2 separate regions of the Mus musculus genome follow, and region 1 is linked to region 2. A link is a loop called in an ENCODE intact Hi-C map of the cell type or tissue named here. Cell type or tissue: heart. All regions are shown on one strand. Links, peaks and the distances in the headings refer to the core of each region. The heading gives the core; the rest is flanking DNA.

What was found. Peaks named below come from ENCODE experiments on the same cell type or tissue, not always from the same donor. Only the 100,000 strongest peaks of a DNase experiment are listed, where the experiment ranks them.
Region 1: a loop joins it to region 2, with 2.5 times the contacts of the local background. A loop is called at or near these places in 2 of 42 quality-filtered maps.

The regions. Positions count from the first base shown.
Region 1 is chr12:84,059,749-84,063,346 of GRCm38, reverse strand. It overlaps Acot3 (acyl-CoA thioesterase 3), which reads right to left. Exons shown (of 4, transcript NM_001346701.1): 4 at 2,947-3,598. Among named protein-coding and RNA genes, the nearest start is that of Gm40474, 7.8 kb to the right of the region's middle. In heart, for the core only: a CTCF peak has its summit at 2,178 (motif pointing right); no DNase peak of the experiment used is centred there.
Region 2 is chr12:84,247,565-84,251,162 of GRCm38, reverse strand. No RefSeq gene overlaps it. Among named protein-coding and RNA genes, the nearest start is that of Mideas, 30 kb to the right of the region's middle. In heart, for the core only: no CTCF peak of the experiment used is centred there; a DNase peak (open chromatin) is centred at 1,762.

The DNA of each region.
Region 1 (3,598 bases), core at 732-3,231, 190 kb after region 2:
CTCTGGAAGAGCAGCCGGTGTTCTTAACCACTGATCTCTCTCCTGCCCTTCTTGGGGGATTTTGACGTGAATATACAACCAACATACCGCAAGTGAACAGTACCACACATAAATACATAGTATCACGATGGTATGGCTTTCATTTCGAAATTTAATCATGAGCCAAGGTAGCAAAACAAAAAAACAAGAAATATAAAATTACCCGTTTATAAAAAGACAATTGAATCCATTATATTTCTTACAAAATGGGAGGAGTGGAGGTTATCTCTTCATATGGTCAAATTTTAATATATTAATTTGTCCTATAATCTAACCTTTAGAAGGATGTAAACTATTTAGTTAGTTAGTTAGTTATGGCAGCGCTCATAACATGCTGCTTTTTAACACCTGCCCCCCCTCCAGTCTCAACTGAGCTCAGTGCTTAGCTTAAGACATTGTGTCTTGGTAATTTTTTTGCCTATAATCTTAATCATACTCTCGTATCACTGAAGCATACTGCCTTTGTTAGTGGAGGTAGAAGGAAACTGAGGCAAATGTGTGGGGAGTCCAGTGGCTATTTTGATTGGTGAGTTCACTTCACTCAAAGGATGGCCCTTAGCTCCTCAATTCTGCACATAGGGCTTTTGGCCAAGGTAAAGGCAAGGTTTTTCATATATGCTCTCTAGGTTTCAGCCGCACAGTGGTGCGTTCCGGTAGCTGTAAGATCAGCAGCTGCGGAGCATCTTCCCGGTTCCGTGTTAAAGGATTCCTTGTTGGCTGTGCAGCTCGGGGTAGGCAGTCGGCTGTTCATAAGGAAATGCTCCAGTCAAGTACAATGATTCCACGTTTGCGCATGTGTGAGGAGGTACCAGGACAACGTACCGGGACAACGCCCACCTGCCACGCCTCGGGGGCCCATTGGAGATCGTGTGCTGTGCTCGCTGAGTTTTCCCCCCCGAGTTGTTTTTAGGGCAGGTGCATTGGGCGTTAAATGCTTTTAGCCCCTTTCCTATTGGGCCGCACCAGCATTGCTTCAGAGACATGTTTGTCTCCCTGGGTTTGTTTAGTGGCTCCTCCATCCTCCTGTCCTTGACGAGTGTCCCCCTCCCCCGCCCCGAGAGCTGTGCAGAAGACAGCATTTCAGGCAGAATACCGGTCTTCTCCCTTCACATCTTGGGTGCGACTATAAAGTACCATGAAATGAGAGGGTTGGGTAAAGTCCGCTCTTCTGATAGGCTACTGCTGAGCGGCTCTTGGCTTTCTCAACGGTGTGCATTTGGGTCTTTTATAAGGTAATGGTTTCCTAAAATGCAAGTATAAATTATATCAACCCTTTCCTCATAAACCTTGAAGGTCTGTCCTCTTCTGCCCAATTAAATACATCTTTATGCCAACTTAATGCCGTCTGTCATATGGGCATGCTCCTTACTGGAACTCACTTGAGTATTTCTATCACAGACTCTCTGGGCCTACCATTTTCCAATTCTTTTGTTGTATTTTTGAGACAGGGTCTCATTATGTAGCCCTGGATGGCTTGGGACTCACTATGTAGATCATCAGGCTGGCCTTAAACTCATGGAGTCCCCAACATGGGTGCTGAGAACAAACTCCGATTATCTGGAAAAGCAGAAAGTGCTCTTAACTGCTGAACCATCTCTCCAGACCCTATTTTTGAATTTTAAGGAGAAAAATCATCAGGAATTGGTTACTTTAAAAGGAGTGCCAGGGGGCTGGAGAGACGGCTCAGCGGTTAGGAGCACTGAGTGCTCTTCCAGAAGTCCTGAGTTCAAATTCCAGCAGCCACATGGTGGCTCACAACCATCTGTAATAAGATCTGATGCCCTCCTCTGGTGTGTCTGAAAACAGCTACAGTGTACTTACATATAAAAAAATAAATTAATCTTTAAAAAAAAAAAAGGACCACCAAGAGCATTGGATTGTGGTATCTGCCTTTAATTTCAGCTCTCAGGACACAGAGGTGGGCAGATATCTATGAGTTGAGTTCAAGGTCTACATAGCAAGATCCAGGCCAGTCAGGCCTACACAGAGAGCCCCAGTGTCAAAACAAAACAAAACAAAACAACAGCAGACAGCTATAGTGTACTTACATATAATAAATAAATAAATCTTTAAAAAAAGAAAAGAATAAAAAAACCAAAACCAAACAACCCTCCCTAAAAACCTAAAATGAGTATGAACAATAGGTGGCGCTGGAGAGATGGCTGAGTAGTTAAGAGCTCTACAGGGTAGTTAGTTTATGGCTGCTTGGAACTCCAGTTCCAGTTCTGGCCTCTGAGCATTAGGCACACACACATTAAAACAAAAATTCGTTGGTGTGGAAGTGGGAAGGGAACAGGAAAAGGTAGGCATGGTTGCATAGGCCTATAATCCTAGCACTCAGGAGGCTGAAGCTGAAAGACCATGAATTTAAGGACAACCTGGACTACATAGTAGTTTCAGGCAAGCCTGAGCTATACAGTGAGATTCTACCTCTGAAACAACAGCAACAAACCCTTAATATTCTTAATAAAAGAATATTATGCCGGGCGTTGTGGCGCATGCCTTTAATCCCAGCACTCGGGAGGCAGAGGCAGGCAGATTTCTGAGTTCGAGGCCAGCCTGGTCTACAAAGTGAGTTCCATGACAGCCAAGGATATACAGAGAAACCCTGTCTCGGAAAACCAAAGAAGAAGAAGGAGGAGGAGGAGGAGGAGGAGGAGGAGGAGGAGGAGGAGGAGGAGGAGGAGGAGGAGGAGGAGGAGGAGAAGAAGAAGAAGAAGAAGAAGAAGAAGAAGAAGAAGAAGAAGAAGAAGAAGAAGAAGAAGAAGAAGAAGAAGAGGAGGAGGAGGAGGAGGGAGGAGGAGGAGAAGAAGAAGAAGAAGAAGAAGAAGAAGAAGAAGAAGAAGAAGAAGAAGAAGAAGAAGAAGAAGAAGAAGAAGATGATGATGATTAAGGAAACAAGACATGTTAACCATCGAAGTATTTTTATTTTAAGCATATCTAAGGCTTAAGAAATGCTTATTATTTTGGAACTATGTGTACCTAGTGATATTATTATATACATGCTTACCACTGTTAAAATTACTTGCATAGTTAAATAACATTTTATCAAGGTTTGAAGCAACAGAATCTTGTATCCCTACGCATAAACAGGAACCTAACACAATTTGTTGGCTCAGAAAAAAAAAATCCTTATTTACTCAAAAGAAAAAAACAAGATGTAAACTGAAGTTCCTTTGAAATTTGATATTTTTGGGCTCTTACTAGTTGGTGACTAAGGTAGTAATTCCATCCCAAAAGAACAAACTCACCTGTGAGGTCACAGCACATTTGATGTTAGAGTTGTCCACTGGTAGTTGTAAGCATTTGATACAGATGGCAAATCTGCAATGGCTGACATTTCTCGGATACAATAGTATTTCCATATAATACACGTATAACCTTTAAGTCACTTGCAGACTGCTTAAAATGTGAACTACAGCATAAATGCCCTCCGAGTGAGTGTGGTGTGCTGTGTAGACTGTAGCATGTGAAAGTCTGTATACATAAATCTCCAGTCAGTGGAGTCCACAGGACAGAGCCCACACAGGACCATTGTTTATGACTTTGTTTGTATTTC
Region 2 (3,598 bases), core at 742-3,241:
TGCAGTGGAAAACCATAATTAGTGGGAGAAAGGAAGGGAGGGAGGGAGAGAGAGAGAAAATAACATTATAACCTTAAGGGAGAAAAGTCTTTCAAGATTTTAAAAATTAAGTTCATTTGCTTGTTTGTTTATTCAGTCAGCCAGTCATTGGCAAGAGCACACACAGCAGACAGAGGACAGCTCACAGGGTCTCTCTCTCTCTCTCTCTCTCTCCCTCTCTCTCTCTCTCTCTCTCTCTCACACACACACACACACACACACACACACACACACACACACACACACACACATCAGGCTATAGCCTGTTTCACGTAGCCCAGGGTAGCCTGAACTTGCTTATGGCTGAGAGTGACCTTGAACTCCTGGCCCTTCTGTTTCCTCCTTCCAAGGGCTGGAATCATAGGCATGCGCCACCACACCTGACTTGAGGGGAAGTCTCTTAAAGTATAAAATGTAAAAAGGACAAAATAAATATTATTACTGATTACATAGTAAAAAAAAAAAAATCGATAAGAGCATCAACACCGCATTTTAGAAAAGCCAGAACACAGAAACAGCAAGCAGGCCCATCAGGGAGGAAATGGTGCATATGACCCACTTCTACCATGAACAGACAGTTTTTAAAAGCATAAAGGAATCAGTGGGGTAGCTCAGTGGATTGAAGCACTTGCTTCAAAGCTCAACCACCTAAGTTTTATCCCCAGGACCTACATGGTGGAAGAAGAAAGCTAGGTCCCACAAATTGCTCTCTGCTCTCCATACATGTGCCATGGCACCCCTAAAACACAAAATGAGTAAGAACACAGAATGAAGAAGAAATAGGAGGAGGAAGAGGAGGAGCAGGAAGAAGAAGAGGCAGAAGAGAGAGGGGCAGCAACATGGCTCAGTTCAAGCCTGAGTTCTATCTCCAGAGCTCTCATGAAGGCAGGAGAAAGCCAGTTGTACAAGGTTGCCTATGCCCTCCAGATTTACACACGTGCACACACACACATGCATACATGCACACACATGCACACACACACACACACACAAAAGTACAGGAATTGGTTAATATGAATGACTTGGGTTTTACAGTTTATAAGAATGTGTAAAGGGGCTGGAGAGATGGCTCCGTGGTTAAGAGTGTTTGCTCAGCCAGACAGTGGTGGTCCATGCCGTTAGTCTCAGCACTGGGGAGGCAGCGGCAGGTGAGTTCGAGACTAGCCTGGTCTATAGACTGAGTTCCAGGACAGGCAAGGCTATGCAGTGTGTGTGTGTGTGTGTGTGTGTGTGTGTGTGTGTGTGTGTGTGTGTGTGTGTGTGTGTGTTGAAAATGTAAAGGACATTGAACAGAAAACAATAATAGAAAAACAGGCAAGCATAGACAGACAAAAGCTCCCCAAATATAAGGAAGTAATTTGTGGGGTCTTTCAGGGGCTTTCCAGGGCATCAAAGGATTTTTAAAAAGTCAAAACAAGCCAATGCAATACAATGTAGAGATGTGAGTGGGGAGCTCTAAAAGAATCAACATTTTCTACCATCTCTCGATATATGTAAATACCTACACGAAGTCTGACTAAATTTCTCAAGATATGTATTTTTAAAAATGGGTAGGGATCAAGATTATTTGCTTCGTGGCATGTGCTTCCAGAACAGTTCTAAGCAATGAGGCCTATTTTTCCAAATGGGTTCTCAAATATCTCTCCTGGGTCCCTAGCCTTAAAGAACCATGTGGCCAGAGCCTGCAGTTTCTCCACTTTTCCAGAAGGGGGCAGAGGCACCATGAGTGGTCCACTTGGGCAAAGCGCCCCATGCCCTGAAATTGTAGGGCTGGACTCCACCTGCAGGACCCGTGAAGCTTGCCTGCTTTGCCTCCATTTAGAGACTGCTTATTTTTAAAGTTACTCTGCAAAGCACAGATTCAAGTGTTTGCCTTTGGATGCTTGTTCTAAAAATTCTGAACATACATTTGAATTTAGGATAAGGACTTGTTGCAGTAAAATAATGCTCACTACAATTTTATTAAAGCATATAATAGAACAACATGGTATTATTAAAGCATATAATAGAAAAACACAGTATTATTACCCAAAGAAAAAGCAAATGTGGCCAGCACCCATCATTCCAGCACTCAGGAGCTCAAGAAGCAGGACACCAGTCTGGGCTAGGTAGTTCAACCTTGTCTGCAAAGAAGAAGAAGAAGAGGAGGAAGAGGAGGAAGAGGAGGAGGAGGAGGAAGAGGAAGAGGAAGAGGAAGAAGAAGAAGAGGAAGAGGAAGAGGAAGAGGAAGAGGAAAAGGAAAAGGAAAAGGAAAAAGATGAAAAAGAAAAAGAAAAGGAAAAAGAAAAAGAAAATCAAAAAGGAAAGGAAAAGGAAAAAGAAAAAGAAAAAAATCTGTAAGAGTGAATGAGTCGCCCTTGAGTTGTATGTGTTATGAGAGACTAGATTTGGTATGGCTAGGATTTAGCTCATTTCCCCCCAGGGAGGTAAATTATCTCATTGAGGAAATCTGTAAATTTAGCCCTTGTTAACTACATTCTTTTGTGGTTTGGTTCAAGAAGCATAAATTGTTGGCCCATAATTCCAGCACTTTAAAGAATGAGGCAGGGAGACCATCGTTTTGAGGCTATCCTGGGCTACACATTGAGGACTAGTTTTCAAAAAAGAATGTAAGTTATGACTTTGTATGAAAAGATACATCAGACTTAAATTATCATTCTTTGGGTCCCATTCTTCCAGGGGTGCCTAATCTATATTCCAGAAAACTTAATCATACAAAAAAGCAGGTTTGATTATTGAATTTGCTGACTCTTTTGAGAAAGGGTCAAAGAAACAGAAAGCTGAGGTTTGAAGAGTTGAACCATACAAAAACAAAGTCTTAGGAACGGAAAATGATGGTGCCAGTCAGGAGGTGGTGGTGCACACCTTTAATCCCAGCACTGGAGAGGCAGAGGCAGACAGGTCTCTGGGTTTGAGGCCAGCCCAGTCTCCAGGGCAAGCTCCAGGACAGCCAGGGCTACACAGAGAAACCCTGTTTCAAAAACAAAGCAACAGGGGCTGCAGAGATGGCTCACCAGTTAAGAGCACTGACTGTTCTTCCAGAGGTCTTGAGTTCAAATCCCAGCAACCACGCGGTAGCCCATAACCATCTGTAATGGGATTTGATACCCTCTTCTGGTGTGTCTGACAGTGTACTCATATAAATAAAAATAAATATATCTTTTAAAAAAACCCAAAGCAACAACTAAAAAAACAAAAACAAAAACAAATATTACCATCAACTTTAAAGACATAAGGAAGAAGTCCAGACACAAAGCTCGTGTCAGATGATGCAAAACTGAATTAACCAAAACCGCAGAAAAGGAGCCGTAGACACAGAAGGGTGGTCAGGCCTGTGGGAGCTGATGGCTCACCAAGTGGCAAGGCCTTGCCTGAGGGTTCTGCATCTGTGTTCCTTCTTCCTCAGGACTGAGGTCAGAGGAGACTGTCCAGCTTCACACCACCTCCAAAGTCAACATCTGCAGGCCTGCCTGTTATGGTCTGGGCACAGCCTGACTGGAGCCTGGGATGTGCCTTTTATTACATAGGTATTTGATTTTGACACAATGGATGTCAAAGG